Linked DNA regions of Mus musculus: regions 1, 2, 3, 4, 6 and 7 are each linked to region 5. Evidence: chromatin loops called from intact Hi-C (ENCODE). Cell type or tissue: heart. All regions are shown on one strand. Links, peaks and the distances in the headings refer to the core of each region. The heading gives the core; the rest is flanking DNA. Region 1 has its middle 96 kb from the start of Gm39494. Region 2 has its middle 60 kb from the start of Mid1ip1. Region 3 has its middle 12 kb from the start of Gm33984. Region 4 overlaps Gm33984 (a long non-coding RNA gene). Region 5 has its middle 3.3 kb from the start of Mid1ip1. Region 6 has its middle 66 kb from the start of Mid1ip1. Region 7 holds the start of Rpgr (retinitis pigmentosa GTPase regulator).

Region 1 (4,568 bases), core at 222-4,221, 370 kb after region 5:
GCTGGTCCTCTTCCCTCTCTAGCCATCTGCTGCTTCCAGAAACAGGATTTGGGAATCTTGGGCCATTGCCTGTTGCTGCCTTTACTTTGGATTCCCCACTTTGTCATGGGAAATGGGAATCCAGGATGCACATCTCCGTGCGGAGGAGCATAGAGCTGTGAGTGCGGCAGAGGAGGTGCAGAGGGCCGACTTGAGATCTCGTCAGACCTGAAGAGGGCTCTGGGTTCCAGCTCATCATCAATTCCAATGACAAGGTTTCCAAGACGAGATAGTCATTTATTATATAGCCCCTGGCCACCTTCTCTAAGGATGGCTACTTGTCAGCAGTTGGGATACTGGCCCTTGCCAGCTGGTTGATGTTCTCAGGCCATTAGTGTGCCTTGGGAGTTCTGGGAGTGGTCACATAAGCTGTTGTAGTCAATGTGAGTTGCTTTGGCTAAATGACACTGTGCTTGAGGGGTAGGGAGGGTACCCCCTTTGCCCCTGTAAATGTATTAATAAATAACAACTGAAGTGACAGAAACACAAGAGCTTCTTTCTCAGACTTATAAAGTTCCACCCCTCCCCAACCCCCAAATCCGGGCCTGGGCCACGAAAGTGGAGAAAGATGGTAAGCCAGGATCTCAGGCCAGCCGGCAACTGAGAGGTTAACTGAGAAGGCACAAAGGGAATATTTAAAATCCTAGCTTCAGCCCCTGCCTGCCTTCTGTTCTCGTAGCCTCATGAATGGACAGTACCAGGATAAAACACACTGCACCTTGCTCCTGCTAATATCCACTCCAGTCCTTAATGCAGCAATCTCCAATCACCTGGCTTATCTCCTCCCACTGCCTCCCAGAAAGGGAGGGAAGCCAGCTTGACTTTGCCCTTGCCTTTCAAGTAGCAAACAAACAAGACAGGAGTCAGCTGGGAGTCAGTTCAAAAGGCCCACACACACCTCTTTCTCTCTCTATCCCTCCCTCCTTCTTCCCGCTCCACCCCAGCCTCTCTCTCTCTCTCTCTCTCTCTCTCTCTCTCTCTCTCACACACACACACACACACACACACACACACACCCTGTCCCTTGCAGGGAGTAGACAGCTATAAATCTATGAGTTACCTTGTTACTACCGGGGGCTAACTTGTCAAAGCGGTAGCTTCTGATGTGGACCACACAAGCGTGCTCCGCCAACCCCCACCCCCCACTTTGTAGTCCCATTCTCTGGTTTCTCTCAGGTTTGGCATCTGTCCAATCCCACAGGAATTCAGCTGATAAATGAATTCATACTCAAAGGTTATTGACTTAATTTGTCACCTCCACCCAGGAGCTATTTGTACTGAAAAGAAATCCACCAGGGAGAGGGCAATGTTTAACTGCAAAGAACACCTTTCTAATGGTGGGGTTTCAGGCAGCCAGGCCTTTGGGCAGTCTCTTTCAGATCAACCCAGAGGCGACTGTTCTCTCAGCAGATTGGTGCTGCAAGGGTATTCCTACTTCAGTGAGCATGGGGATGAGCTCGAGTGTTCATGTAAGACCGAAGACTCTTGAATGCTAGAGATGTGATTCCATCTGGGTGGAGCCCAGGGAATCTGCATTTGAACCCACTCGTCACTTTCCGGCAAGGTGGCCAGCGGACCACATTTTAGGAAACTGCTTCAGTGCTCTGGTTATGTGCTGTGTGGAGGCTGGATGTCCAAGAGCGATGCGTAAGCAGATTTGGTCGCTTCTGAGACTCCCGTGGCTGGCAGCATGACACTTTCCTCCTGAGCTGATGATACACGATGGCCCTCCCTCTGTGAATCTACCCCGGATCTTTCTCTGTGCATCTAAAGTTCTTCCACATGGAAGGAAGACAGGTGACTAAGTCCACCCTAATCATACATTGCCTCACCAAACAGTTGTATTCTGGCCAGCTCTTGTTTGTTTGTTTGTTTGTTTTTCGATACAGGGTTTCTCTGTGTAGCCCTGGCTGTCCTGGAACTCACTTTGTAGACCAGGCTGGCCTCGAACTCAGAAATCCGCCTGCCTCTGCCTCCCAAGTGCTGGAATTAAAGACGTGCACCACCACGCTGTTAGCCAGCTCTAAACAGTTGTATTCTGAGGTCATGGAGTTAAGTAAGTCTTAAGCACATGAAATTTGGAAGAGGGCAAAACGCTGTGTCTAACAGGCATGTAGAAAGGAGAGAGAGAGACAGACAGAGACAGAGGTAGGAGAGAGAGAGGGAGGGAGAAAGAAAGGGAGAAACAGAAAGAAACAGAGACAGGCAGGCAGAGACAGAGAAAAAGAAACAGAGAGACAGAGGCAGAATTTATAAATGGATATCAGGCCATCCACCCAACCCTCCCCTTCCTTCAACACTGCAAGAGAGAAAACATAGGCAGGTTAAAACGGAGTGGGGTGGGGGCTGGGGAGGAAAGAAAGAAAACAGTTTCATGCAGAAATCATTGAACTCCGCACATGACGGGAAGACACCGCGCCCCCTGTTGGCGCCCACAGCCCCTGCGTAGGCAACCAACCACCTTGGCTCACCCTCTAAATTGCCTTGCCTATTTTATCTCCCCTCCTCGCCAGGTTTCTAAGCTGCCTTTCTTCTTTCAGCTTTGCGGCATAGAACAGTCCTTGGCGCTAGCGACAGCGTGGCCGCCTGAGGCAGCCCTGGCCTCCACCTTCGAGGATGTTTCTTTCCCCAGAAAAAAAAAAAAAAAAAAAACTCAGTCCCTTCACCCTCCACATTCACCATCACCATGGGCAATCTAATTACAGCCTTGTCTTAAAAGAGAACTCATTTACAATTGAGACTTCTTCCTTATGAAAACGGAACATCTTGAACTATGTTTTATGGCCTCCTTTTACAAAAATAAAAAAGGAAATTAATTAATTTCCTCGTACACAGGGAAGACTCATGAGGTCTTGGAGGTTGCGCGTGCACGCAAAAGAAGGGTCTCTCTCTCTCTCTCTCTCTCTCTCTCTCTCTCTCTCTCTCTCTCTCTCTCTCTCTCTCTCTCTCCCTCTCTCTCTCTCTGCCTCCCGCTGTGTGACAGTGAAATGCTAAAATGATTTTGGCAGGAGAATATTCTCAAAGGCTGTTCTGATTTCAGCAGCAGCAGTAGAGTATCTGCGAACGCAGGCTGCACCTCTGCCCTGTGGGGCTGTTTCTAATTGCAGGAGGTGAGCCACAGAAATCCTTCCCCTAGCCGGGCCCAGAGAAAGCGGCAAGAAACCTAAGGAAGATAATCGCGTCTGCCACACTCGGCGCTCACCACTTAAAGGAATTAACTTGTTGGAATAAAATATTTCTATGGGTGCAGAAAACTATGCATTAGAATAATGAGGCTGACCCTTCCCTTTCGCGTCGCAATCATAGGGGTTTGTTTCTGCTCTCTCTAATCACAACATGCTATCTTCCTCCTTGCTCACACCTCTGCAGGCAAGACTGGCTGCGAATACTCCAGATTATCACCTTCTCATTTTGAGTGTGAAATAATTGCCCAAGGATGGAAACTGACAAACATGAATGTGAATTTGGGAAGGCAGCCCTCTTGTTATTTAGGAGAGCTGAAGTACAAAAATCCTAAAAGCCAGATTTCTCCCCTCTTTGTACTACTTAGAAAATGATTTCCAGTTTTCCCAAGTCTGGATTGATGTGCAGTCTTAAAGACAATTGGGATATTGATGCACTTAATTAAATATCTATAGTATGGAGCAGCTGGATTACCTGAGGATAGACCCCATGGGTTTCACTCTTGCTGCCACCATTTACTGACTGTGTGATCTTGGGCAAATTACTTAACCTCTCTGTGTCTCAATATTTGTTCCTCTCTAAAAATGGGACAGTAATAATAATGCTTTATGAGATGGCGAGATGAACTAGTATTTGCACTACACTTGATATTGGTTCACAGTTCACACCTGGTTTTATAGCCCTGTAATCCCAGTTACTCAGAAGGAAGAGGCAGGAGGATCACAAGTTCGGGGCCTGGCTAGGCTACAGAGTGAGTTAAAAGACCAGCTTGGATAACTTAGATCACATGTCAAAATTAAAAGGAAAAAGAAAGCAGGAGATGTGGCTTAGTGGTATTTGCCTAGAATGCAAGAGACTCTGGGTTTGATTCCCATGAAGGAAATAGAAAATAGCAATGATCATAGAGAACACTCAGTAGATCGCAGACCACTGTATTTCTACCTATTCAATATTTTCTAAGTACCATGTGCAGTTATAATGACAAGTAGTTATGACCCCTGCCCTGGGAGAGTCTCCCGTAAGTGCATGCCAGGTGTGTGAGCAGTTTATTTTATACAGATTTCAATAAATGCCCAGCAAGAACAATAGTAACCCAACATGGAGGCCATAAGCAGAAAAGTTTAATTGGAATAGGGGATTGGGAATTCCATATGAAGGGAGCAGCTTCTGAAATGGACTTGGACAGAATAAAATGTTTCTGGAAGCAGGGAACAAAAGAAAAGCATTCCAGACTGTGGGAGAAGAAGGAATGGGAGACCTTGGAGGAAAAGAAGGACAGAGCCTGTGACAGCTGATGCAAGTGGTGAGGAAGAGGGCAGGAAGGAGTTCATCTGACCCCCAGCTCT
Region 2 (4,568 bases), core at 152-4,151, 64 kb after region 5:
TTTTACTACAGATTCCCAGATGACTAACATGCAAATCAAACTTTGACAAGTATGATTTTAGAGGTTTTTTTCCTATTACCATATCACTCTGCATCAAACAAAATCAAGAAATGTTAAGAGATGTTCCCACTAAGAATTTGCCCACCATCTAGAACAATCTCTGGGATTCTGACCCTTTAATACCCTCTCCAGAGTTCCTGAACCTTCTTTCAGGATCTATACCCAACTAATTACACTGCCAGCACTCAGGCCTCTAGACTGAAAGGAAAGCTGGGTAAAATCAGGTGGATCTGTGGAAGAAGTTTGCGGGAGGAGCTGAGAGATCCACATATGTCACACACATGGGCCCCACGGCTCCCTCAATGTAGAAACTAACTTTCTAGTGAGTGAGGAGAGAAGAAACTGCCAAGTGTTCCTCCAAACTGTACGGAGCCCCGCCCCTACTCCCACCCCGCCCCCAACCGAATTCACACCTGGCCTTCTAAGTTGTTATGACACTTTGTTTGGGAAGATAGACGCAAGGTGCCCTTTCTTATTTAAACATTTGTTAGTTAGATAGGGAAGTTTTAAACATTCAGGCATATGGTATGTAGGCCTCTGTTTGTACTCTTGGCTTCGTCCTGCAGATGTTTGGGGTGAGCCTGCTCCTGAGGAGCTGCAAGGACTTCTAAGGCTTTCAGCACAGCATGCTCCCCTTGTCTTCAGGAGCCTGGCTGGCTGCCTAGTTCCCTGAGCCAAGCCACATTCCTTTCTTGCTTGGAGATTTTTCCTAAACCTCCTGGCTATTTAGCAGATTTCTTTTAGGATTGCCTTAAAGGAGCTATTTGTTTATCTCTTAAGCAAGCCTTCTTCTGGCTTCTCTCAATCTTACCAGATCAGTCTCTTTGGATCCAAGTCCATAACAGAAGTGTAGTTCTATGCTAAGCATCTACTCAATGTAGAGCCCAGAAGCCAGATTCTCCACCATACCAAGTGGTAACCTGAGCCTCATCTCTGAAATTCTCATTTGTAAAAAGGCAAGGCCCGGGGATTTACATTCTTAACAAACACTCTGGTTATCCTGATCCTGGCGGCTGGTGGACCACACTTATCGAGCAGAGAGGAGAGGAGCTTCCTTGTCCCTTATGTGGCCTAGTTCCGTTTATAACATTGGCTTGACTACCAATTAGCTGCTTAGACAGTGGTGAGTCACACGTGGCTTGGAGCTCACAAACTCCCCTGCATTTATTAGGCATTAGCTTCTCGTGGAAGAATGTAATGGGTACAGGGAACCCACCAAAGTGTAAGACAGCGCTCTAGTCAGGAGGAACTTACATTCCATCCCTACTTACTCTTATTCGGGCCTATCTTGGTTTGTGAGTGAAGAGCTGCATGGAGAAAAGCAGAATGCAAACACATGAAAAAATGTGCTAGGAATGGGTATTGCATGAACATGTGACTCTAACTGCAACTTTAATAAATGTCAATCCAAAACTATCAATCTGAAGACTCATTTAAAACGTTTTAAGCTGATAAAACTGAGACGTCTGAGTAAACGACATAGAAATGGCAGACAATAGGAAAATGCCTGATTCCATTGTTACCCGAAGGAAGAGGGAAAGCATCTTTTGTTTCTGTTTAGCCTGGAATTACTCAAGTGATTATCTGGGTTGTTCCCCAAATTCAGACTAATCACTTGGCCTTAGCATTCTTTGATATAGCTTGGTCGTGGGATTAGAAATGTAAGCAGTTTTCTGTTTAGCAAATTTCAGGCATGACTATCAAGGCTGACATCCCTGGAAAGAGCATATAAACCTCCTCAAACACTCTTGTTGAGGTTTCTCTCACATCACAGCACGTAGGGAGCCTCTAAAGGAGCCTTTGTTAATTAAATGCCCCTTCGTCTTCAAGACATTGAAGGAATGAGTTAAAGATTGATTGATTGATTGATTGATTGATTGATTGATTGATTTTTGTTTTTTCAAGACGGGGTTTCTCTGTGTAGCCCTGGCTGTCCTGGAACTCACTCTGTAGACCAGGCTGGCCTCGAACTCAGAAATCCCCCGCCTCTGCCTCCCAAGTGCTGGGATTAAAGGCGTGCGCCACCACTGCCCAGCTCGAAAGATTTATTTTTAACAGCACCTCACGGTCACACCACACTTCAGTCCCTCATATCTCAGAAGGAACAATGAATGCTGTGTTTGTGATTCGTCATCTAACTGGGGTGGATCTTTAAAACTTCTGATCTGTGTCTGAGAACGGATTGGGAACATGCTCACCAGGACTAAAGGTCTCATTGTAGCTCCCATATCATGCTTCATGGCCTTGTGAAATGAAATCACACTGGACTGCCACACAGAGGGCCTTCTTTTGAACTTCCTGGGCAAGTTGCCAGTCAAATTCTCTGGCAATTTTCTTCTTCTTCTTCTTCTTCTTCTTCTTCTTCTTCTTCTTCTTCTTCTTCTTCTTCTTCTTCTTCTTCTTCTTCTTCTTCTTCTTCTTCTTCTTCTTCTTCCTCCCTCCTCCTCCTCCTCTTCCTCTTTATACGGGGAACCACTGAAAGCAGTCTCAAGGCTGATTTCTTTCTGCTCCTTTCTCCATTAGAGCTCAACCTTGTGTCAGAGCACCCTAACTGGGACAGCCCTATTCTCAGGCACCTAGCCTGGCATGTGAATGAGTGAGTTCCCTGCCCAGCCATCCAGTGACTGACTCAAAGACCTGTGGGGCTGGTCTGTGTACGGTACTACAAGCAGCATTTTCCAGTCCACACCTGCTGAGCAGGCAGCCAAGAGGGAGGTTTAGGAAGTAGAGAAAAGGTGAGAAGGCATCAGGGTGAGCCAACTGTCCCACCTCTGCTCTTTCCTGCCAATGATGACTTGCAGTTTTTGCTTAAGCAAGTACTAGTCTAGGCTATCACTCACAGGACTAGAAGTGCCTGATTTGGGGCTCTTTGATGGGAAACAGAAGAAGTGATTGATGGAAACGCTGCCTTCCCAATAAGAAATTCAGCTATAGGCATGAGGATGTCAAAAAAGTGCAGATTGGGATAGTAGGAGGCCCATTCTAAAGTGAACACAACCTAACTTCACTTCATTCCACTCAGTATTGTCTCTTGTTTTCCCAAGCTGTGTGGTATCTGCATACATACACAGAAGAGGGTGGAGGGTGAACCTGACTGATATACACTTCATGGACCTCTCTCTATGCTACCTGATGTTGGCAGTTATCTAGACCCTGTTTAAATGCTTCTGATGATGGGGTGTGGGATACAAAAATATCCCAGATAGCAATAGTATTAGGTGGGTATAAAATGCTGAACTCAGCCACATTGGAGCTTGTGAGGAACCTAAGTTAGGATGAAGATGGAATTGGCTTATCAACTTGCTGACCTTGAATAGCTGTGAACTTTCAGGGGTCCTGATGTTAGGACCTCTGCATCTGATCTGGAAATAATTCGATTATGCTTTGGAATTCTGTTATAAGCAGTTTTTAAAAAATAGATGTTTTTCCTCACATAATATATTCTGATCATGGTTTCCTCTCCTCCAACTCTTCCATACCTAGCCAAATCCATACAGTATCTCTCTCATAGAAAATAAGCAGTCATCCAAAATAAAATAAAAATAAAAGAAATTCGAAAGAGTACAATACAGACAAACAGAAAAAAAAGTGCTCAAACAAGCACCCCACAGGAAACATACTCATGAAGGGACACACATTCTCACAAACAAAGACCCCATAAAAACATAATATTTGAAATCATAATATGTGCGCAAAGGACTTGGAAGGTAAAAAAAAAAAAAAAAAAGCCTGAACAAAGCATTATGAGAAAAAAAAAATCCAGCTCTGAAAATACCATTGTCAGCCATCTTCTGTGGGTATAGTCACTTTTACTTCCTGTCTCTGCTGAAGTGGCAGGTTTTTAAAAAGGGGTTCCAATTACCGTAGTTGGAAAGTTTTTAAGTAATTCTTAATGAGAAGATGCATTTTAAAGTGAAATGAAGGCAGACAGAAGTTGGGGTCTGCAAAGGACACTTGAATTTTCCTAGGGACATTCAGACACTAGAATACTTATGTGCCATGTTTTTTTTTTTTTTTTTTTTTTTTTTTGTTCTTTCTTCTTTTTAATTAAACGTTCCTCAGGCATTCATTTTGCTTCATTCTCCCGAAGGCTGTCTCAGATGTTTCTACAATGATCCTGAGTCCATTTCTGTTCCAAGAAAGTATCACGTAGGATTTGGATCAAGTGTTCATGCTCTTAGGAGGAAATGAAAGAGAGTGATGCTCTGCATAACTGCTGAGCTCAAAAAGGATCTGGCTTCAGGGAAGGCTTCATTCAGTGGTGCCAGTGTTGTCCCAAGACCAAAGGTTTTTTTTTTTTTCTTCTGAGACAGGGTTTCTCTGTGTAGCCCTGGCTGTCCTGGAACTCACTCTGTAGACCACGCTGGCCTCAGAAATCCACCTGCCTCTGCCTCCTGAGTGCTGGGATTAAAGGCATGTGTCATTACTGTCTGGCAAAATAGCTTTATTCTTAAACAGGATGAAAAGACATTGGCAGTAGTTTCCTTTAATTTTTTTTTAACTCTCAG
Region 3 (4,568 bases), core at 289-4,288, 160 kb after region 5:
TTAAAAAAACAGATTTTGGACTAATTAGCAATTATGCCTTCATTAGCAATTTGTTATGCAGCGAATTTCAAGATACCTAGAAAAGTTTTACGATTGGAATTATAAGCCTTAACTATAATTGCCTGTCCCCAGACATTTACAAATTCTGTGTTTAGCCCTGAGCACTTTGTATAAATTAATTTATTGATTCCTTGTGGCATCCCTAAAGTTTGTCTCAATTTCATACATATGTCTATTTTATGCAAGAATATCTGTAGTTTTTTGAGCCCAAGCTATACTGGACTAGTGGGACTCACAAGACTGGGGATTTTGTCTTTGTCACTTTTGTTCTAAGGCTAGGAGTAAGAAAAAGTAGAAATGAAGAATAAAATGTGTATAGAACATTCATGAGCCCATCCCTTTTGGAAACATACTTTTCTGCCACAGTATATGTTCCTTACCTACTCCCATGTTTTTGGAAATGGCAGGTGTTGTGTCCAGAAGAGCTGAGCTCAGCAGATGCCCAACTCAGCATTGGCTGACTCTCATTTCTTGAAAAAGATGCCATTGATGATCTGGAATAAAGAAGACCCCTAGCTGTATCCCCTAGTCCAACATTTTTTCAGATTCTGAAAGGCCCATAATCCCCTGGAAGTCTAGTTAAAATAGAAGCTGAATAACCCATGGGTGTGAGCTGGGCATGAGACTGCATTTTTGTCAAGTTCCCAAGTGATTCTAATGTCACTGGTCACTGTGGAGTTACAAGGCAGTAGTGAGCATCCACATTCTTCAGTAAACTTTTTACCTCAGTTTTTCTCCTTTGTAAAGTGCTGTTGATCTTCCTCAAAGGGCTGTTATATTAAAATAAGTGCTTAAAATGGAGCTTTCAGTATAGTAAACTATGTTGCTTGTCCCTATTATTCTTTATGCCCATGTACTTGCGTTTTTGAATTTTATTCTAGTATACAACCATGAATATATCACATTTCAAACTGTACTCTAGTCTGCCCTCCTGCTCAATCCTTGCACATCTGGTTAGCAGTGAACCCAGATAGCCCTTACACTTTCATAATACTCTAGATATTCAGCAAGTGCATTCAGGCTGCCTCTAATCCCTGCCTGCCCCACCTCCCTGTGGCTCCCTGTCACACGTTTAAGGGACTGTGGGAGTATTGAGACGTGGTTGATTCTTTAAGAGCTGGGATAGAATAGAAGGTGGGTAGGTGACAGGGGAACACGGCTTGCAGAAGTGATGAATATATTTCTTTTTTTAAAAAAAATTTTATTAAGTATTTTCCTTATTTACATTTCCAATGCTATCCCAAAAGTCCCCCATACCCTCCCCACCCACTCCCCTCCCCACCCACTCCCACTTCTTGGCCCTGGCATTCCCCTGTACTGAGGCATATAAAGTTTGCACAACCAATGGGCCTCTCTTTCCACTGATGGCCGACTAGGCCATCTTCTGATACATATGCAGCTAGAGACACAAGCTCGGGGGGGGGGGTAAACTATGTTATTTTTCCCCATTATTCTTTATGCCCATACACTTGTCTCTACAAGTATATGGCCTTACATGTAGCTGTAAGGGTATGGCTCATCAGGTAAAGGTACTAGTTGTGAAAGCCTGTTGAAATGAGTTTTAGTCCCTGGGATCTACATAAAAGTGGGTGGAGGGAAATGACTCCAGAAAAAGTGTGGATTGGGTGGCCTCCTCACAAGGAGATCTACGGAGCCTCATAGTCTCTGAAATAATTAAATAAACAAAGCTATTTTGTAGGTATTCCTCAACTATTTTCTTGTATAAACAGGAAATGGACTAATGTGAAGTTTCTGGGACTTGAGGTTCTTTGTTAGTGTAAACATACCCTGTCTTTAATCTAACGCTTTCTATACTTCATGTCTTCCTGAAAAGCCATTGCTTGGGTTTCATATTCTTGCAAGAGACGTTTTGTATTCAGAACACTTAATACGTTAAGGCCTTTCGTGTCACAAAATGTGTAGCACGGAAGACAAGAACTCCTAGTTTGAAGTCAGAATATGTGAGTTCAAAAGCTCATTCTACCACTTATCAACAATATTTTATCTTGAGGACTGTCTTTCTCCCTTTTATTTCCTCAACCACAGTAAAAGACAATACTGATGATTTTATGAGCTTGTTAGAAGAGATGGAAGAATCCCTGCAAAACAGGTTAACATCATGCCTGACACGTGATAAATGCCTAGCAACAGTTTGATTTCCGCATTTGTATTATGCAACTGTGAGGTCAGCTTCCTTCCTCAACTGGAAAGGTTTCTCGTGCTATGAAGACAAACACTGGTGTCATCTTCCTGCCTGTGTCACTGCCACCCTGCAATCACCAGGCTTCACTCTGGGGAATGACAGGACTAGTCTATCAGGAACACCTTTGCTCCCAGTCATCTCCGTTCCCTGATCCCACAATTTGGAAATCAGTGGGGAGGTTAGGAAAGGTTTTCACTAGTCCATCTCTGTCCACTGATTGGACCAACAATACAATAATCAAGGCATGCAATCTCAACAGAAGCCAGATGAGAGGTCACCCCATTCCTTCTGGGACTTTTAGAGCTGCAAGGAACTCACTGAGATAGTGTCTTGTGCTATCTTAATATCTTTATCCCCCTCATTCCAGTGTTGAAATCCTGCCACTTCAAATGATCGAATTTAGGAGGTGGGAGTCTTAGAAGGATAGTGAGAGCATAAGGGTTAAGGCCTTTATCCATATTATTAATATTTTCAAGAAGCTACTCTATGCAGTTCAACTTGCAAAATATTTGTTCCAGCACAGTTAGGAATGCAGCCCAACAGGTTTGCAAATTGACGCCATATCACAATGACAGAAGGTTGGATAGCAGCAATCTTAGAGAGATCCACTTCCCTCTCCTCACTATGTTTGGATACAGCAAGAAAAGGGCATTTGGGATAGATATTAGGGTACCATCGTGTATCAAAGTGCCAGCATTGATCTTGAGCTTCCTATTCTCTTGAACTGTGAGATGTAAAGTACAGACCACCCAATATATAGGTTTTGTGGAGTCAGTTCCCTCCACCTGCTTTTATGTGTATTCTGGGGATCAAGCTCATTTTGGCAGGTTTGTATAGCCAGCACCTTTACCTGCTCAGCCATCCCACGGGACTTAACGGTTTTTTTTTTTTTTTATCATAACAGCCAGAGAAACTGACACTCAGCCATTGTTGAGGTACTGTTTTGTACACAAATGGAAGAAAGCAGGGGTTAGTGAGAAGTGTGAGGAGAGCTGGAAGGATGACCCCTTCCTAGGTGGACACTAGTGAACATCACCCTGAATCTACAGACCCAGATCTCATATCTACTCTGCTCTTCAGTTGAGGCACAGAGGGTTGTTTGTTTATTTTGTCCCATGTGCGATGTTAGATATACAAGGCAGGGGCAAGTCATGATTAAACACTGTCTCGAGCCCCAACGGGCCAGTGTGACCTAGAGACTAGGACCAACGTCCCTGCAGTGAACCCATGTAAGTAGCTGGAGTAAGCAAAAAGGGCAGGTGCAAAGAGCTCAAGGTGAATTTTATGGATAAAGTCTAGAAAGGAGTAGAAATGAAAAAGAAAATGGAAAATCTATAGTAGCTTATGCTAGCCCAGTCCTTAGACTGATCTAGACACCTGGAGGGATGAGGTGAAAGAGGGCGAGTGATGTGGTTGTTAAGTCACTTAAAGTTTTTGTGCCTCGGCATCGTCATTTCCAGGGTTGCTGGAAGGATCACAGAAGATTAGCTCTTGAGCTTTGCTGGCACTCAAGAAGAACATGCTCCTAGCTCAGAGCTTGCACTAATGTACAAATACTACCCTGCCATGACCTTACCAAGCTGTTGAGATGAAATTTCAGGAGCAAGCATGCCAGGCACTGTCCTTCCCTTTGAAACCTTTACTGAGTTGCTCACCAGAATTGATTAGAGGCCAGGGACCAAAGTAGCAGGTAGGTTCAGGGCATGCTGGAGGAGAAGGGAGACTAGTGCATGGAGGAATGAAGGTGATGGAGTATGAATGCCTCTCCGTTGAGGGGGAAAGAAGCCGAGCTTCACCAACAGGAGGATAGAATCCCCAGTCTTGATCTGGAGGTGAATGTAAAAGGCAATCTACTTTTGTAAGCTATAGTGGAAAGGCAAGTGTGTCAAACCAAAGCAGGCACTTGGCATAATGAATCATATGCCATTTTACGCTTTGAAATAACTTTCTATGACGTTAGTTGTGAGGTTGTTCAACAAACATTGAGTGTGTAGGTTGTGCTAGACACTCATTATGTTGGGTATTTGTCAATAGCACTCTTACCTCAGCTCTCCTCTGGGGATTCTACTTGTCTTTTACTAATGAGAATAATTAGGACTAACCCTAATTTCTTTTTCATTTCAGCCAGCCTTAGGAAACTTCCATTTGCATTCCTTCCCTTCAGTGTTGCCTGACTGGTTAGCTAGTTGTAGAGAGTCAATCCAGTTGGTTAATGGACTGAGCAAAGGGGTTAAGGTCATAGTGTTTATCCCCCGGAGCTGATTTACCTCACTGGTTGTAAACACTGCCTTTCTTTCTCCACCTC
Region 4 (4,568 bases), core at 165-4,164, 190 kb after region 5:
TAGAGAATGCATAGCAAAGTATTCTGAGTTCTTCTACCTGGGTGTCAAGTTCAAGAGTAACACTTCAGTATCGACCTTTAGAGCAGAAGATGAGGTGCATATACTCTAGAGACATGGCTTTGTGCCTATTTCTCTACATACCACCCTCTCTGTGCCACACTCTAGCCCCTTTTTTGTTTTCTCAAAGTAGAAGATGGTTTCCAGAGTTCTTGAGTCAAGCCACTTAAGAAGGGACTTTGCTGTTACCATCCAAAATTGAGCATGCACACAAACTCATACACACACACACACACACACACACACACACACACGCACACACACACATACCCTACACAGATATCTAAAAGAAATCCTGACATCCAGTAAAAGTTCTGCCCAGAGAGGTTCATAAAAACACAACTCTCAACCTAGTATTTCCAGGCAAAATCTAGGATTCAGAGTTAAAACATAATTCCTGATAAAGACCAAATTGCTGTTTTTAATATGCCAAAGAGTGCATAAAAATTGAATCCACATATATCCAAAATCCAAATCTGAATAGGCATTCTTATATATTTATTAAATCTGGTCAACTGACCCCAAGTCAAATGTCCATAAAAGGGTCATAGATACTGTTCACATCTTGTTGGGCAGGATAGTAGTAAAAAGAGAAGAAAGGGGACTAGGACCATGTTTAACCTTCAAAAGTATGTACCCAGCGTCCCATGTCCTAAAACTTCCCAGAGCCTTCCAAAGTCGTATTACTCACTAGGGTTCAGATGTTCACTACATGAGCCTATTGTGACATTTCATTTTCAAGCCAAAATAAACAGGGAGAATGTTGGCACTGCAGATGTCTCCCAGAAGACAATAGTTAGAAGAGTGGTGATGTTGGATGTCAGTGGAGAGAGCAGAGAAGGCCAAGGCATGGAAGACTTCTTTGCCGAGAAGTACGGAACTTGTTCTTCAAGATTCAGGGTCAGGAAACAGCAAATGGATTGTGCAAGAGGCTGTTACTATGGATCATCCCCAAATTCTTGTATCAAAACGAGGAACCATTTGGCTCTGCACATACAAATCATTGCTAAGGCAATTGTATATGCTAGAAGGTAGAAAGCTGGCTAGGAAAGTGCCTCAGGATAATTTTGAAGAGTGAGAGGTATTGATTTGATGGGGGTTGGAGGGTGGTAGCAGGAAAGGTTATCTAATTCTCAAAAGGCATTGCCAAGTAAAAGTAAAATCCATTAGTAAAGAAAGACTAGAAGAGCCCTTTGATAGCACCTCTGGATTTGTGTCTTGTCTGTATTAGCCCCACCAATCCTGTAGAATTCCTCCTCTCAATTCATTCTACTCTACTTACCAAAGTCTGCTGTGCACCTCCAAATGCTTGTCGGGTAATATACAATTGGAAATACCAAAAATGAATAAGTTATAGATCGTACTCTTGATGAGATGATAGCCAAGCAGTCGGGCAAACCATCAGCAAACACCCTTTTGTGTGCAAGGTACTATATTATATAGTATATATATTCAGGAATGGGGACAAAGAGATAATTGTGACAACTTGTGTCTGAGATGGATGGCACTTGATCTGGCTTGTAAAGGTTGAATAGAAGTTGGAAAATCAGACAAGATCATGAAAAATAGAACAAAGGCAGAATCACGATGGTGGGGCCCCTAAGGGTACATTGGAGCCAGGCCCAGAACAGTACCTCTAGAACTTGCTGAGGTGTTTAAACTGTGTTCTACATGCCACATTTTTTTAAACAGGGTGGTGCCAGAAGGATAGCTGGGTCTTTAGAATATGTCTACTGGCCACATAAGGAAGCTGGAATGGAGGAGGAGGAAACTGAGTTCACAGAGAACATCCAGAAGGCAGCTGCCAGGTTTCCCATGAGTAATTCTGAACCCAGAAAGACTGTGAGAGTCAGTGATGTAGAATCAGAAAAGACCTATGTTGTGAGGCAGGTAAATCCCCTCCTTATTTGCCACATGGGCTGGCTGTGTATGAAGGATGTTGGTATTTGAGTAGGCCAAAAGAAGGAGGGGATTTGGGAAGGGCCATAGTGACAGGAAGGGTGTTTTCATCATACACCTGCCAAAAGAAGTGCGTGACTCACTGGATGGGATGCCGGATCATCGAGAAGCTTTTACAGTCCCCAGTTAGCCTGGCTCCTATCTACTTCCGCAATTTTACACAGCCTCAGAGGCAGGCCAACTGCCAAGGGGTGGAGTCCACATTGTCTTTTCACAAATGGAAATAGTATCTACACCAGCCATAAGTATATTGAAAGGGAGTGCCTTGGTAGGCGGTACATACTAGGGGAAGACTAATAAAGAGCAGATAATAAAAACCTTTAAAAATTAACTTACAGTAGTCGTACAGAGTAATATCATCTCCAACTAAAATAACCTGGCTTGTGGAAGAATTAAGCTCGAACAGTCCTGAAAAAAATAGCAAGGTAGGTCCTCTATAGAGAGTGGCCACTGTTCAGAGAGCTGGGGTAGATACACAGTTCATGATCTGCTCTGTTCTCCAGAGCAGCCACGTTGAATGACAAATTTCTGCTCCACTCTACAGATGGAAAAGTAAGGCTGAGAGGGTTCTAATGGGCCCATCAACAAATGGAGTCTAGAACGATTCTCCCTACTCAAACTGGCAGTGTCGGACCAGTAGACATGTTTTCTTTTTTAATGACCAGATGGGAAAGATGATCATGCTAGATGAAATGAATGCTTCCCTCTCCTCAACACTAGGAAGCACTTCCCAACAGCACAATCATTCCCAGAGTCATATTTTGTTGCCGGACCTTTAAAAAAAAAACCCAGCCATGGTGGGAACTGTGTTAGTAGGAAGACCAGGGCTGGAACAGCATTTAACAGTGCCTGATATTCTGTTTGCTTCAGCTGATACTTAACAGTCCAGTGGTTAGAGGATGGAAAATAATTATTCAGTCTAGCCCGGAGATTGAGTGATAAAAGGCAACTTTGGGCTGCTGATTAAATTGTTTATTTAAGCACAAGTTCAGCTCTATCTTCAGCATAATGTGATGTAGGAAGAAGATAGGCATCTGTCCTCGAAAAGAGACACTGGCAGGGGCGGCACCATGCCCCACTTCTGCTCACTCCCACTGCTGCTCTGGGACAGCCTGCTGTGTCTTTGTTTCCTGTTTGTCTCTGGATATTGTGAGGCTGGGATTGGATTGAGAGACAGGATTGATGGTGCTCTTTGTCCAAGCTCTGCCCTTTGAGGAAGTACAAGAAGCCGAAGACTATTATTTTGAAGCAATAAGGATGAACGCAGAGAGTGTTCTAGAGTCTGGATCTCTTGATTTTTGGTCGCTTATTCTCTACATTGTTGTGTGTGTGTGTGTGTGTGTGTGTGTGTGTGTGTGTGTGTGTGTATGTCCTTTACAGAACATATTTCGTCTTTAAATGCTTCTTGTTCTTTCTGAATTCTTCTCCAGGCTTATGGAAGAAAAAGACTTTGATTTCTCTCTTCAGTTTTCCTTTATTTTCTTCCTTCTCTGTGTTAGAACATGCAAAGTTATAAGTAATGCACACTTTAAACCCTTAGTTTGTCAATGCTTTGAATCTATGAGAACTAAACTTTCTAGGAAACTTCTAGATCAGTAGTCAGCAAACTATAGTCCTTAGACTATATCTTGGTAAATAAAGTCTTATTGGGACATGGTCATCCGTGTAGCAATAATTTTGGTTGCTTTCAAAACAGAAATATTATGAGACTGTTTTTGTTATAATCCCAGGTGTAGATATATGGGGCTGCTTCAGATTGTCCACAGCAGCTGAGTATGATTTGTCTTGTGTTATGGCAGCGGTGTAATTTGGCCAGCTGCAGGTAGTTTCTGCAAGTGTATGTTTGGAATTCTGGGAACTCTCGAGAGGGTATTTAAATGCTAGTGCCCCGAGAGGGGTGCTGCCAATGCTGCTGGTTGCTGATTGCTATGAGCTGGTTGCTAGCTGCTGGTTGCTGCTGGCCAGTGGCCAGTGGCCAGTGGCCGCTTGCTGATGGTTGGAGATCCTGATGAAGAAGATCAAATTTCCCAAAGGAACTCATTGCCCTAACCAGCACAGAAAATTGTCTAATGATATTGCTGTCTTCCCCCTCCTAGCTTTCTCTCTGTCCTTCCTAGGGTTGGGAGATTGGAAGGGATAAGGATGGAGAAGGATGGTAGGAACCCATAAAGTAGCCAAAACTCTGGCTACTCCCCCCCTTCATTTCCTGTGCTTGCTTTTATGTTTAAATGGCAGGGCTTGCGAGTTGCAACAAGGAATGTACACCCAGCTCACAAAATCAAATATATTTAATAACTGGCCCTTGACAGAAAAACTTTAAGAAACTGTGTGCTAGACACAGATCCTAGAGACTTAATTGTAATTTGGGTCACCATAGCCTCCAAGGGGAACAACAGGGAACTAGAATTCTGTTTACATAAAGCCAGTGGCAGCATGAGAATTCAACAATAATGTCATGGGCTACTTAGTTAGGATTGATTTTCTAAGCTTCTATTTTTTTTTGACATTTTAAACACTAAGAAAACTTGCATTCAGTTGCCTCTACCACTTTC
Region 5 (4,568 bases), core at 301-4,300:
CATATTACTTTTGCTTCTTACTCATGATTATGAGATTAGCCTACACATTCTATCTGGACAGTATAATAAAATATAGATGAAGTCTCTAGATTATAGCATCTAGGTTTTGTTTCTTTCATTATTTGAGTCAGAAAAATAAATACTGTATAAGATACTTACTGATGGGACATTTGAAAGTGTCCATTGGGTAATATATTTATAACAATATAGTCTCAATAAAATGCAAATGATGTTAGAGTTTGATCATGTGAAGTAGGTAATTAATTCATCTTTGCTTCCTATTTTAAGTTTATGTTACATACTTTTAAACTATGAATTTGATTTCAAAGAGGAACGTTCTCATTGTATTTACTTATTTATTTATTTATTTATTTAAGCTCCAAATGCTGTCCCCTTCCAGTCCTTCAGTTTTGTTTTTGTTTTTGTTTTTGAGGGGGGAGTGTTGTTCTTTTTTTTTTTAAGTGGATCTTGGCATTTGAAGAAACTAAATAATTAAGTTTATTTTATTGCTTTAATTTTTTTCTTTTATTTTTTGGGAGGTATAATATTTCATCATTTCCATCTTTCCTTTCTCTCTCAAAGTGCTCCCATATCTTTTGAATTCATGGGCTCTTTTTGCATAACTTATTGCTACACACATATAGGTATGCATATAAAAGTTCCTATTTGGTATTTTTAAAAAGTTACAACAGGTTTTGCCCTTCTTTTTACCTGTTATATTAAAATTTAATGTATCATTATCTACGTAGAATTCTCAAATAAATAGAATTGCTAAGAACAAAACCAAAGTTATTCATTAAAACTGTAAGTTTTCAGCTGGGCGTGGTGGCGCACGCCTTTAATCCCAGCATTTGGGAGGCAAAGGCAGGCGGATTTCTGAGTTCAAGGCCAGCCTGGTCTACAAAGTGAGGTCCAGGACAGCCAGGGCTATACAGAGAAACCCTGTCTCGAATATATATATATATATATATATATATATATATATAAATATATAATTAATATAATATAAATAATATATATATTATATTATTAATATATAATATTATATTATATATTATATATTATTATTAATATATAATTAATATAATATAAATAATATATAATATATTATTAATATTATATATATATATATATATAATTTTCCCTATACTCAGAATTTCTGCCATGACACTGTTCCTGTTTTATTTATTTTATATCCACAGAGGTCAGAAGAGTGTATTGAATCCTTCTTGAGCTAGAGTCTCAGGTAGTTGTAAATCACCTCATGTGGGTGCTAGGATCAGAACTTGGGTGCTCTGGAAGAGTAGCAAATGTTCTTAATCACTGAACTATCTCTCCAGCCCCTATTTCTAGTTCATATATCATGTAACAGTGGTTGATCTGTAACACTACAAAAATATTCTCTAACTCTATAAGAAGGAAGGTGGTCATTACCGTGAGAGCTCAGTAGAACACTTAGCAAGTTTGCTCATACTATTCTGTCTTCTGGATCTTGGTATAATTAACAGGATTCATAGCTGACTGGAAAAAAATACGCCAAAAATACTAAATAATGAATTGATATCCCTCTGAAGGAGCTCTCCAGATGTTTAATCCCACTTTGCTCTTTGTACAGTACTCACTGGTACCCATTACCAGTAGTTTGGATGAATATAGTGAACAGTTAACAAATGTGTAGGTAATATCCAAGTGTAATAGAGCACAAAATCAGAATTCAAACTACTGAAACATGCTGAAGTAATGATCCAAAATCTACTTAGGTAAAAGTAATAGAAAGTTTTGTATTTTGGTCCACAAAATCTCTTCTACTTAGTAATAGGATACACAAGTTTTGTTGCATATACAGCAACATATAAATGTAACCTAACCATTAAAACAAGTCCCTTAAATGCTAGGCAGCATTCTAAGAAGTTTTTATTTGTTGCGTAGTAAAAGAGCATTGCATCTGGCACTGGAGAATTAGGTCTAGAAAAGTTACCATTTACAATAAAATAGGTGCTTTCACCACTCCTTTTTGTCCCAGGAAAGGTGGTACTTGGAATGAGGTCCAGATGTGAAACTTGTAGACATGCCCAAACAACTTCCAAAGACAGTGACCAGGACGAGCTCAACCCAAAGCATGAATTTGTTACAAGAACTGAAGGTAACTGACTTGAGATGGAGTGGACTCAGGGAGACCACTGCTAGACTCACACGCCAGCCTCTATGTGCTTCAAGACTTTCTGAAGAGCTCTAAAACCATTGACCTGATACCAGAGGATGGAAAGCACAAAACGTAGGCAAGGGTGACCACTTGGTGGAGATGTTGTGAGCAATTTCAATACAAGCAGAAGGTTGGACTACATGGTCTTTAAAGGGAGAGTGCAAATGTCATATTTCCAGAACAGTTTTCATGAAGATATTGCTTCTAAGTTTTGTATCAGTGTGATCAAAACTCTCCTTTGTCTTGGCTTGGGGGCGGTTTCTAGTCTTAAATTCTTACTTTCTGTCCAACCCCAAGCCAGACCTTTTTATTTCTTCATTCCTTCTTCTTCCACCAGTTCACTTTTGCTCACAACTTTGCTTTGCAATTTCTGTTCGCCTCTAAAATGCCTTGTTCTCCTAAGCCATCAAAGAGACGCAACAGGAAGGGTAATTTGCGAATTGACTGAGGTGGGGGGGGGGGTTACAGGGGGATGATGAGCCAGTCAAGCATCACTTCCTGGTTACTGATTAAAGAAGGGATTCTACCATTCAGCATTTAAGAGCTTCTCAGTTAGAGCTTAGGACAACGTAGAGGGGATGCAGGATCTCAGACCAGGCTTCTAACAGGAATCTAGCACGCTGGTTAGAAAAAGAGAGACCTTGGCGCCTCACCTGAAGTCAGTACTCAAAAGCCATTTACTCAACTGATCGTTACTAGGGTTCTCTTTAGGCAAAAGGAATCCTGGACAGGTCGCTGGGAGCTTTCTGTCAATTCCAGATCGAGATAGGGAAGGTGCCTGGAGCAACCAGAGAAGCTGCCTAGTTTTTACTGGGCCTGGCCCAACCCGTTTAGTACCCATGTGACCCCCGGAATCGTTCTTTATTTTTTTTACAGCCTTGCTTTAGGAGAAAACTGGCTGCAGGCCGGTTGCCAGGGACGCCTGCCATTAGCTCTTCAGGGCCAGGGTGAAAGAGGACACTTGGGGGGAGGGGTTTATGGCTTCTGACTGGCTAGGGCCAAAAATTCATTTGCATAAGTCTCTCAGAAGCTTTCTGATTGGCTGGGGCAAGAAGGGTGGCGATGGGGTGATTCCAAGGGCCCGGAGCTCTGGCCTGAGGACCTTTTCGTTCTGAAGTTACCCGGTGGGTGTGAGTTATTGTGTGGGCAGGGGGGAGCTGGGAGGCCCGGTTTGGGAAGTTTTGCCGGCAGGTGCATGAGCCATTACCTGGCAGAGTTTTAGAAATGTGTAAGAACAGCAACCGAGAGTCAAGACACTAGAAGATCCAAGCAGAAGGAAGGAAATTGATCCAGATGAAGGATGGAGGCCAAAGGGAAGGGGCTAGAGGCTTTCTCCACGGCTTAGCTAATTTTCAAAGTGGGATGCCTTTACTAGGCAGTTGGGATTTCCGTTTTCTGGGAGCTGTTAGAGAAAAGAAGGCAGGATTCCAGCATTTAATAACCCAAAGCAATTCCAAATTTTCATTAGGGTGCATACTTAAAATATCCAGAGGGTCTGGGTCTCAGAAGGGGTCAAACTACATTTTAAGTTATGAGAAACATCAACTACTGGTAACCAGGTAATGTGTTTTTCTAAAGCTCTCTTCCTTGGCTCTTGTCTGCCATAAGGGTTAAAACAAGCCTGGACTGTTTTGAACACCTCTGTGCAGAAGAAGTGGTAAAGGTGAGGGTGAGGTCCTCTCTGGTTCATCTTAGCCTATTTCCCTATTTTTAAGGGTTCAGACTCTTGGCAGAAAATGCCTCTAAACTGTGATGAAGCCCTAAGTACTTTACAGTGTACACAGTGAAGAGTTTTACCGCCGATACCTCATTGAACCCTAATAGAACCCTTTGCCATAGCCCAAGAAGAAGTTCCTTTTTATTGCTAAAGCAACACTGGAAATTTTTCTCTCATGGGAGACACTCCATTTTGTTGACAAACAGAGGGTGGAAAAGTTTTCAAATCTGGGCATAAGAAGAGAAAGGCTGAGGTTATTGTTATGTGTCAGGTTTACACAATGCATGTTTCCCATCTACATTCTTCTTTCCACTGATCTCCTTAGCTCCACGGGGCAGATAACAAACATTATTTCATGTTTAAAAGAACATGGGACACTGAATCAGAAGGATGAGTAGCTGTCGTTCCAAATCAAGCTGGCTGGCTGGCTGGGACTGTGTCTCCATACATACATACATACATACATACATACATACATACATACATACATAAGAAAGCATTGGAAGCATGGGTTATGATCTAGAACCAGTAAACCAGAGGGAGATGGAGATTTGCCAGTCTGGGTTCTAGAGTTACCAATGACTTTTCTGTCTGTTATCAGCTCTTGTTCCCTTCAAAATTGAAAAGAGACATGATTTTCGGTAGACA
Region 6 (4,568 bases), core at 151-4,150, 63 kb before region 5:
ATGACCACATTAATAAAACAAATATCCAACCAATGAAACCGTATTTGGCAATTTTATACTGCTGTCCACTACCACATGGATGAACCTCAAAAACTACTTGGCACAGTGAAGGAAACTGGTTACAAAAGACCACATACTACGGTGCCATTGATGTGAGTGTTTGCGATAAGCAAATCCATAGAGACAGAAAGCAAATTAGTGGTTACTAGAGCTTTGCCTTGGGAGCCAGGATTGACTGAAAACAGACACGGGGGAACTTGGTGGGGGGTGGTGGCGATGGAAGTATTTTAAAACTGGATGGTGGTGATGGTTGTACAACTCGATAAATTTAGTAAAAACCATTGAACCATATACTCACAATGGGTGAATTTTATGGCACGTAAATTATATTTCAATAAAGCTGTTCAAAAGTATGCACACAGGACATTGGCAGAGGCCTGAGCAAGTGAGAGGCCCTGGAGCCTCAGCTTCATTAACTTTTCAGGAAATCTGTCTCTGCGGAGTAGCTGCCTGAGGCAGTGAGAGGGTAGAGAGACAGCCAGGCCTCTTCCCTCCATTTTCCCTCTACTCTTTTGGTCTGCCCTCCACTGGCCTAACCTGCCAGAGGCCAGGTAAATGGAGTGTTTTGTGACACACAGTGGAGTATTTTAAGGACAGGGGACAGATCTGAGAACCAAGAAGCAAGTGACAGTTTTGCCAAACAGCACCCAGGTGGCACCCCCATGGCCATGTGCTGGCACAGCTCAGAACAATCCTTCCTTTTGATACTGAAAAACATTTTGAGAGGGATTCTAGAGAGCAGCCGTGTTTCTGAATGAAGGTCCAAGTTACTGATTATTTGTCTTAAAATAATGTAAAACATTGCAGTTGCCAGTTAACTGCCGTTCATTCATCACCTGAAGGTTCAAAATCATGTGCTCATAAATACATATTTATCAGAGGATGGGAACAGGCTCCAAGTGGGCAGAAGAGGGACCTAGAAGGTGATAACTCACAGGATAGGAATGAGTACAATGACTGTAGAAGGAAGGAACAGCACTGGAGATGCTTAGATCTGTCTTCCTACTTGCGAATCAACCCTGGAACTCTGCAATGTTCCCTCAGTGGGATAATTTCAACTTATATAGGCTATTTCTCTTTAAAAATATATCCATATAAGTAAAAAATTAATCCAATTTCTTTTCCTTTCATGGTAATAGTTGCTTTTATTTTCTTTTGCTTTTGACTGACATAAATGTTCAATAAAACAAAATATTTTCATGATCTGTGGGGTTTTTTGGGTCACTACAGTTATTAGTTTCATTTCATGATTATTACTGGATTTTGTTATATAGCAGGAAAGTGTGCTAAAATAATCTTCTCTGAGTGTCCAATAGGCTAAGTCTGAGGTATTTATGAACCAACACATATTGCAATCATTGCAATCGAGATGAAAAGAATATTAAGAAATATGCTTTGGAATCATGCAAATATTAAGCCATGAGTGAAAGACTCGAGCAATGGTCTGGACTGGCACAGTGGTAAATGACTGCAAGCCCAACTATTCAAGAGGCTCTCTTAAGGCCAGGAATTTGAAGTTGGTGCAGGCAACGTAGGTTATTTTAGTGTTATCATCCCAGTTAGACAAACGAGGGAAGTGAAGTCCAGAAAGGCCATGTGACTTGCTCAAACACCTCCAGCTAGCAGAGTGCGGATGAGGGACTTGAGTCCTGATGGGATCTACTTCAAAAGCCATGCTCAGTCTTCTGTCAGTTATACCTGAGACAAAGATTGTTCTCAGTTGCTCTGTTAGCTCTTCCACAGATTCTTCCATCTTGGAAGGAATCTCCCAGCAGATGGAGTGAGAGGTACCTCTACCCCCCCTGTGTGTGTGTGTGCGTGTGCGTGTGCGTGTGCGTGTGCGTGTGCGTGTGCGCGCGTGCGCGTGCGCGTGCGCGTGCGCGTGCGTGTGTGTGTGTTCGCTGTGGTCCTTAAACATTCTAAGCAAGAGATGTAGCATGGAGCTCCATCCAAGAAGGGGCCATTGTGGTTTTTTTATGGCACTGTCTCACTGTTTATGTACTTCAGGCTAGCCTCAAGCTCACCATTCCTCAGTGTCTTGAGCTCGTGGACTGCAGGCACACACCACTTTAATAACACATGGCAGGGTTCCGTTCTAAGGGCACCAACTGTGAAGTAATCTGAATTAGGACGACTTGGCTGTTTATTAGACAGTGCGAAGAGAACAATAGGAAGGAAGATTGATTTTTTTTCAAATAGTATCTAAGGTATTCAAAGTAAAGTTAAGTACTGCAGCACTGGACTTTGTGAGGTCAATAGACTCGAAAAAGCCAGAGAAGAAAAGTGCTCATTGCTTCTGCCAAAGGTAATACTGACCAACAACACTAGATGGCAAAATGGTGCTAGCTATTGTTGCTGTAAGTTGAAAAAAAAAGCCAAGTGTAAGTTTAAAAAACAAAAAGTCTCTATTATTCTAGTTTTATGGTCTCTTTTTTCGTTTTTAATTTTAAAGTTTATTTTAGGGAAATTGATGTCCACATAAAGTTCATATCTTAGTTTTTAAAATCATTGTTTAGAAATGCCCAGGTTCAGGTTCTGTCAGGTGGGTAAATACAGGGCTCGCTGCCTAATGGCTGGCTGCTCAAAATCTACTTCCTAATTGATCAGATAAAAATGGGAGGACAACAGGAGATGATGGACAACTATGAAATGTGCTTCCAAAAGCGGTGTGTTAACAGAAACGTGACATAAATGTGACAAATGTATATGGCACAGATGTTATCTGTCACGGCCTTTTCTGTTTAAATAAACTTGGGAGCAAAAAAACAAATTGGACACACAGGCACTCATTTCACTCATCCAGAAACAAGCATCTCATATTTGCTGGACGCAGCCCAGAACTGAGACAGAGAGAGAGAGAGAGAGAAGGAGAGAGAGAGGCAGAGAGAGAGACAGAGAGAGACAGAAATACACAGAGAGACACAGAGAGAGACAGAGAGAGAGAGACAGAGAGAGAGTTGTCCTGTGGCAATTAAAAAATGTATGGTGGAGGTAGAGGGAATACTGATGCATCAATACTGTTAACCATCAGTCTCTGAATCATTCACTCTTCCTCTTCAGACTTGTGATTAGAGCTGCAGGTTCTCACCTTCTTAGATTCTCCTTCCCTGGGAGCCTTCAGACCACCCAGGGTTGTCCCCAGAATGGGCAGCAGGAACATCAGCATATTAACACAGAACACACACACACACACACACACACACGTCAAGGGTTCAACACTTTTATATGCTCTCTGGATTGTCTTCTCAAGTCAAATTTAGTTTAGTGCTTGCTTTATCAGAGGTGCCCGATAGCTGCTAAGAGATAGACTGGAATCAGGATGTGGAGCCACTGAGGAAAATTGGTCTAGAAGTTTTCTAGAACTTTCTCCCCAGACAAGATGAAATATTGCTAGCAGAGGCAGAGTCGGGAGAGGGGGACACTGATATTGAGGACACGGTTGCTAAGATAGGCACACCAATGAAACATTTACTACTAATAAAACTTTAACTCATCAGCTCAAATAGCAATTTTTACATTCAAACATTCTAACACAATGGCATTTTAAAAAATACACTCGTTTGCTACTTATGTGTAGAGGAATGACAGTCGAAAAATATTAAAAATCTGTTTTCTGTAATCAAATCATTATGTTTCCATAATAGAAGAATTTTTTGTGTATACACAACCAACAATGCAATTCATAACATAATAGTCTTGAGTGTGAGCCGAGGTGTTCTGATAGTTGTCACTGGCTTTACCTGACATACAGTTACACACCAGACAAAGTTCACCTCCAGTATGTTTAGAACCAAGGCTACAGTAAAGATGCATGAGCCAACAAGAGCAGCACTGTTAGAAATACCCCACACTTATTACACATTTGACTTTGAATTAAGTTTTGGTGATCACATATTCAAAAACTTTCTAATGTTGCCTTCCAGTATCTATCAGCAACATCCCCAGAAATTTGTTAGGCCTTTAAATTTTTCTGACTCTACCACAAACCTGGGAAATGAGAAACATCTAGGCTGGGGCCCTACCATCTGTGCATTAGCAATGCCCCCATACATTTCCCAAGCTCAAGGTCAAGAACAACTAACTGGCTTAGAGTGACACTGCCTGCCTGGCAGGCTTGATAAACAAGGAGGTATGAACAGTTAGGCCTGGCAGTGCCTTATGCTCAGATTGTGCTATGCTTTATCATGCAGGCACTCTTAGAGCAACTGAGAGCTTCTAAACAGCAGAGGGACCAGAACAGACCTCTCCTTCCAAGCCATTCTTCTTGTGATGGTGCAGAGTAGGAGGTAGAAGGAAACAAGTGGTTTCTTCCTTCAGGGCTTTTTTCTCTTCTAGCTTCATGTCTACCTCTGCCCACTAGTTCTAGTTTTTTCCCCCTATGGCCTCTTGGACTGATCATCTCACTCACCTTCTTACTTTACTAGGCTAGTTGACTCAACTCAATGAGTGCCTGGCAACCATTTTCCACAAAACACCAACACTCACCACTAAAGACCCATCAACCCCCA
Region 7 (4,458 bases), core at 1-4,000, 500 kb before region 5:
GTAATCATGTATTCAAATTCCTAATCTAATACTTAATACAATACTCAATGGGTTACTTTACCCAACCTTAACTTCCTCCTTTAATCATTATGGTTATTTCTAAATGGTGTTTAAAATACCAATACACATTCTTATGCCTTGAATTTAACACAGGTACGAAAAGGTTTGTTGTACACAATCTATTTACAATATTGTAAACACAGGGTTGTATTCTCTCTTTTATAATAAGGAATCTAGTACAGAATCTGTAATCTCCAATGTATTAACTGATGGCTACCTCTGTAAAGTCCTATTACAAACATTGGAAATTACTGGTTTCTCAGAATCTTGCAATGAATAGAGGCCATATGGCAATTAATTATGCTCTACACAGCAATCTCTCTAATTGATTCGCTACCAAAATATTTATTGATAAGTATTTTATTTGCTCAACTGTATTACTGATAGTGTAGGTTTTCCTTGCTACTTATACCCATTGCACAAGACGTTCCTCTAGGAAATATCAGTTACACTGAAGTTTGTGCTAAGTTTCAAACAGAAAACTTCCCTTCTACACTATTTATCACTCTACCACCATTTTCACATCACTAGAATGCTGAGTAGGAAATCAAACACAGCTTTCAATACTTTCAGTGTGAAAGATAGCATATTACCCAGGTTTTACTACGGAAACACCTCGGGTATTCCTGTTCCCATTGAGAAGAAATGAGAGTTCAAGCTACGGATCAGTCCATGGGGATTGGAGATGGAGGCTGAGATTTGACATTCTTCAACTGCCATTGTCTGATCTGAGGAATATTCACAGACTTGGACCAGTATCATTTTCAAAAGACTAAATATCCATTAACATTTCCAAGTAACTATTTAAACACACACACACACACACACACACACCACTCAAATAGAAAGTCAGACCCAGTTTGGGGGAAATTTCCAGAGAAAGCATACTGAATGTAAATATTAATAATATATATCAATGTGCACGGGACTAAACCACTTGAGAACAAGCTTGAAGCAAGCCAGTTCGACTCAAGTCACTGAGCCTTGGGAGGCAAGGACCTCGAAATGATTCAAGGCTTCCCTACAAGGAATTATTTAACGGTGTTTACTCTGGCTCCCCAGAATCTCTCTTCAGACACTCCCCTAACCCAAAAACCAAGGTTGGGTGGTTCCTTTCTGTCCTCTGCCAACTAATGTCAAGCCTATTGTAACTATTTTCTTGCACCCTCACTAAGGTATGAGCTCCAAGTGGTGTAGAATCAAATTCTGTTTGAGCCAAGACCACAGCAGAAAGTGCAATACATATTTAAATGTCCAATTCTGCTCAAATATAGTGGTTATTTTTCATAATGCTAGTAACAGCCCATTAGAGTATATGCAAAAACCAGTTCAGTAGATTATGACCACCATTTTAGCTGAACAACTCTATAACTCTACGCTTATAATAAATGCTGCTCCAGGAAATGTCTACCTGGGCTACCCGGTACGGAAGCCGTACGGAGTCATAATTTTAAAAGACTTCACGACAGTCAGTCTTAAAAAAAAAAAAAAATTCACCGAAGGCCCTCCTCTCTTTATCCAGTTCGTTTCTTCCATTCTTTTTAACCTTTCACCCCGCATTCCACTCGTTACTGAATTCTGTACCTAACCGGGTCCTGGGGACATCCGCTTGCTCAAATGTTTAGAGACCCTGGGATGCTTCGCGAGAGAATAATGGCTGCCGCCGCCTCCAAGAAAAGCCATTATTTCAGCTTGCTAATAACACACACAGGGTCCCTCATGTCCCTGTCCCTTCCTCCAGCCCGACAAAGGGAATTTATTTATTCCCAAACGCAAATCTAAGGCGGTTGACTGAGGCTCAGGTTGCGGCCTGTACCACTACGGGGCCGGCTCGGAGGCGGGGCCTGGCCTGTCGCCCGCCCGCCCGCCCGCGGACCCTCCCTCCAGGCCAGCCGCCACGACTGGGGGCGCGCGACTCACCGGGCACCAGTGACTCAGATTCCGCCATGCCGAAGCCTGCGAACGGAATCTGTGCCTGCTTCGGAAAGATAGCAGGGGCGACTCGATTGAGCCTAAGGTGCTGCCCTACCCCCTGGGACCCCCATCGCGACCCTCTTGGCATAGACCACTACTGTGCTCCCGGAAGTCAACAAACAGACGCTAGGGGCAACGGAGGCGGAGCCTTGCGGGGCGGGGAGGGGCGAAAGGCTTTTGGAAGGAGGCTGGCGGAAGCTGTGTCAGTGAGGCGCAAGCGCAGATGCCATGGTCGCGGCGGTAAGCGACCGCACACCCTCTAGCGGTCGCGATTGGAAGCGGCCATGCTGCAGACTCTGGAGCGCATCTACTTCTGAAGGGATCCTGGCCATGCAGGGACCTAGAGGGGATATGGTGACAACATCATGTCTCACATAGCCCTAACTTCTGTGACTCATGCAAACGTCAACGCACAGCTTTGACAACACACTAGGACTAACAATCTGTAACACAGCAAGGTACTAGGCGGTTTACATCCCAAATGTCATTTGCAATCCTAGGAACAAAACAAATATACTCGATGCACACATTAGATCCTTATTGAATAAATGGTCGTAATAAATGTTATTACAATCATGCAAGTTGAATAATGCCATTCCTGTTTGCGGATATGCCAATTAAACATAGGAAGAGAAGCACAGTTCAGGTTGTTTAGCCTGAGGTCTAAACAGTCCGCCTGCATCTCCTATAAAACTAAAGGGCCAAGATCTATACAATTTCCTCTGAAATATTATATTTTTCTGGATAAACCTTGGTTTTCCACCCATAATAGTTGGCCACAATAAAATAAATAGGAAGAAAATCTTCCAGGATGAGTCCATTTGTATACCTGAGGTAGTTGGGTCTCAATCAAGCACAACTGAATTTAAGGCTCCCAGAATTCGAGAGTTATTACCTACACTTACTCAGGGCACTTTTATTAGGAAGGAAAGAGGGAATAGAATCCAATCACTTGTGTACAAACTAAAGTTGAGGATGAGATTCTAGTAAAGATGCTTAGCAAGGAGCACCGACCTGGGAACAGGGATTTAAGAAAGACAAAAGCTTGTCTGATGACGACAAAGTCAGGAAGGTCTGAAGCCAAAGAAACTGAATGAAATTAAAGAAGTCTGGACATAGTTAACTGTATGCAAAGACTGATAAAGTGATCAGTTCCTCCCAGGACCTTGCTGAGGCTGGTTCGAGGTGAGATGGCATGTCCACAGAATCGGACGCTTTATCCTAAAGACTATGGAAAGTCATGGAGGAGCTTTAAGCTCAGAAGTGATAGGAAAGGACCAGTTATGCATGTTCTTGAAGTGATTCTACCTGTTTGGGCTGCTTTTCTGACAAGCAGTTTGAGCACTGAGAGGCAATTCAAAGGCTATTACAGGTATTTAGGTACAAAAGTGGTCAGGCTGCCCGAAGTTCAGTATTTTGGCACACAGGAAATGGTGTCTAGTTGTCAACTCTTGGAAAATGCTGACCTATCATATAACTTACATCAGCAGAAAGGAACAAAAAAGGTAACTTAACTTATTTTGAGGAGAACTTAATACTCATGTCTAAAGGCTCATAACAATCATGATGAGAAAAATCAGAATATTTAAAGACTTTCTTTGCTTATCCTGTTATTTCATTGACTTCTAAAAATAAATTTCAGAGCATAAGTCAGTGCTGAGCACTTCCACGCTGGTTTCTCACATAAGTATCTAGGCAAGGGTGGTGCCGTTTACAGAGATGGGAAGTGCTATGCAAGGAGCAGAGGAGGTTAGAGTTAGGTCAGTAAGGTAATGGAAGAGATAGTGAGCTCAGCCCTTGAACACATAGGAAAGTCAGGTGGAGTTGCTGAGCACAGCAAGCAACTGATGCACAGAAGGTCCAGATGGAGCCAGACACTTATGGAACTCCTGGATCAACGCTATCATGGCAGTCTCGGGAACAGGTGAAAGAAGGAAAGGGAAGGACAAAGGAATCTAAGGTGAATCGTGAAGAATGCCGAAGTATGATATCCTAGCAATGGGTTATAAGGCTTAAAAGGTGATGAGAGAGAGAGAGAGAGAGAGAGAGAGAGAGAGAGAGAGACTGGAAAATACTGCACCAAACAAGAGTATAATCAAATTGTCCACATAATGTGTACAAATTAAATGACACCGAATTACCTTCTGAAGTTAGAAATATGGTGATCATTCTCTGTGTTATAAAAAGAGCGGTTTGCTGGGGCAATGGAAGAGGAAACAGTATTGGAGTAGGAAGTTGGAGACGCTGAGGGAAAAGCATCCCTTGAGCATCAGCATTCGAGACAGTAAGTGCAGAGGGACCCAGGAAGAGAGGAAGCAGCATTTGAGCCGGGAAGAGGGGTGAAAGGAGGGCTTCTGTTAAACTAAGCAATGTATGATACCACTGGGAGGTCCAATTGAATAGATGCGGAGAGAATCCTTCTTC

What was found. Hi-C counts contacts between places; a loop is a spot of excess contacts. Peaks named below come from ENCODE experiments on the same cell type or tissue, not always from the same donor. Only the 100,000 strongest peaks of a DNase experiment are listed, where the experiment ranks them.
Region 1: it touches region 5 in a loop (4-fold over the local background); 10 of 42 quality-filtered maps call a loop at or near these places.
Region 2: a loop joins it to region 5, with 2.7 times the contacts of the local background. A loop is called at or near these places in 2 of 42 quality-filtered maps.
Region 3: a loop joins it to region 5, with 2.2 times the contacts of the local background. A loop is called at or near these places in 3 of 42 quality-filtered maps.
Region 4: a loop joins it to region 5, with 2.7 times the contacts of the local background. A loop is called at or near these places in 2 of 42 quality-filtered maps.
Region 6: a loop joins it to region 5, with 2.6 times the contacts of the local background. A loop is called at or near these places in 2 of 42 quality-filtered maps.
Region 7: it touches region 5 in a loop (3-fold over the local background); 2 of 42 quality-filtered maps call a loop at or near these places.

What each region holds. Positions count from the first base shown.
Region 1 is chrX:11,085,602-11,090,169 of GRCm38, forward strand. No RefSeq gene overlaps it. Among named protein-coding and RNA genes, the nearest start is that of Gm39494, 96 kb to the left of the region's middle. In heart, for the core only: a CTCF peak has its summit at 2,456 (motif pointing left); no DNase peak of the experiment used is centred there; H3K4me3 peaks cover 1,159 bases; H3K27me3 peaks cover 198 bases.
Region 2 is chrX:10,775,497-10,780,064 of GRCm38, forward strand. No RefSeq gene overlaps it. Among named protein-coding and RNA genes, the nearest start is that of Mid1ip1, 60 kb to the left of the region's middle. In heart, for the core only: no CTCF peak of the experiment used is centred there; no DNase peak of the experiment used is centred there.
Region 3 is chrX:10,869,531-10,874,098 of GRCm38, forward strand. No RefSeq gene overlaps it. Among named protein-coding and RNA genes, the nearest start is that of Gm33984, 12 kb to the right of the region's middle. In heart, for the core only: no CTCF peak of the experiment used is centred there; a DNase peak (open chromatin) is centred at 2,301.
Region 4 is chrX:10,902,098-10,906,665 of GRCm38, forward strand. All of the region lies in intron 2 of Gm33984 (a long non-coding RNA gene), which reads left to right. Among named protein-coding and RNA genes, the nearest start is that of Gm33984, 20 kb to the left of the region's middle. In heart, for the core only: no CTCF peak of the experiment used is centred there; a DNase peak (open chromatin) is centred at 2,164.
Region 5 is chrX:10,711,741-10,716,308 of GRCm38, forward strand. No RefSeq gene overlaps it. Among named protein-coding and RNA genes, the nearest start is that of Mid1ip1, 3.3 kb to the right of the region's middle. In heart, for the core only: a CTCF peak has its summit at 2,292; a DNase peak (open chromatin) is centred at 3,191; H3K4me3 peaks cover 1,329 bases; H3K27ac peaks cover 1,145 bases.
Region 6 is chrX:10,648,700-10,653,267 of GRCm38, forward strand. No RefSeq gene overlaps it. Among named protein-coding and RNA genes, the nearest start is that of Mid1ip1, 66 kb to the right of the region's middle. In heart, for the core only: a CTCF peak has its summit at 2,383 (motif pointing right); no DNase peak of the experiment used is centred there.
Region 7 is chrX:10,214,572-10,219,029 of GRCm38, forward strand. Rpgr (retinitis pigmentosa GTPase regulator) reads right to left here and starts at 2,224. Exons shown (of 17, transcript NM_011285.2): 1 at 1,981-2,224. The coding sequence starts at 2,122. In heart, for the core only: a CTCF peak has its summit at 2,308; a DNase peak (open chromatin) is centred at 2,170; H3K4me3 peaks cover 1,473 bases; H3K27ac peaks cover 863 bases.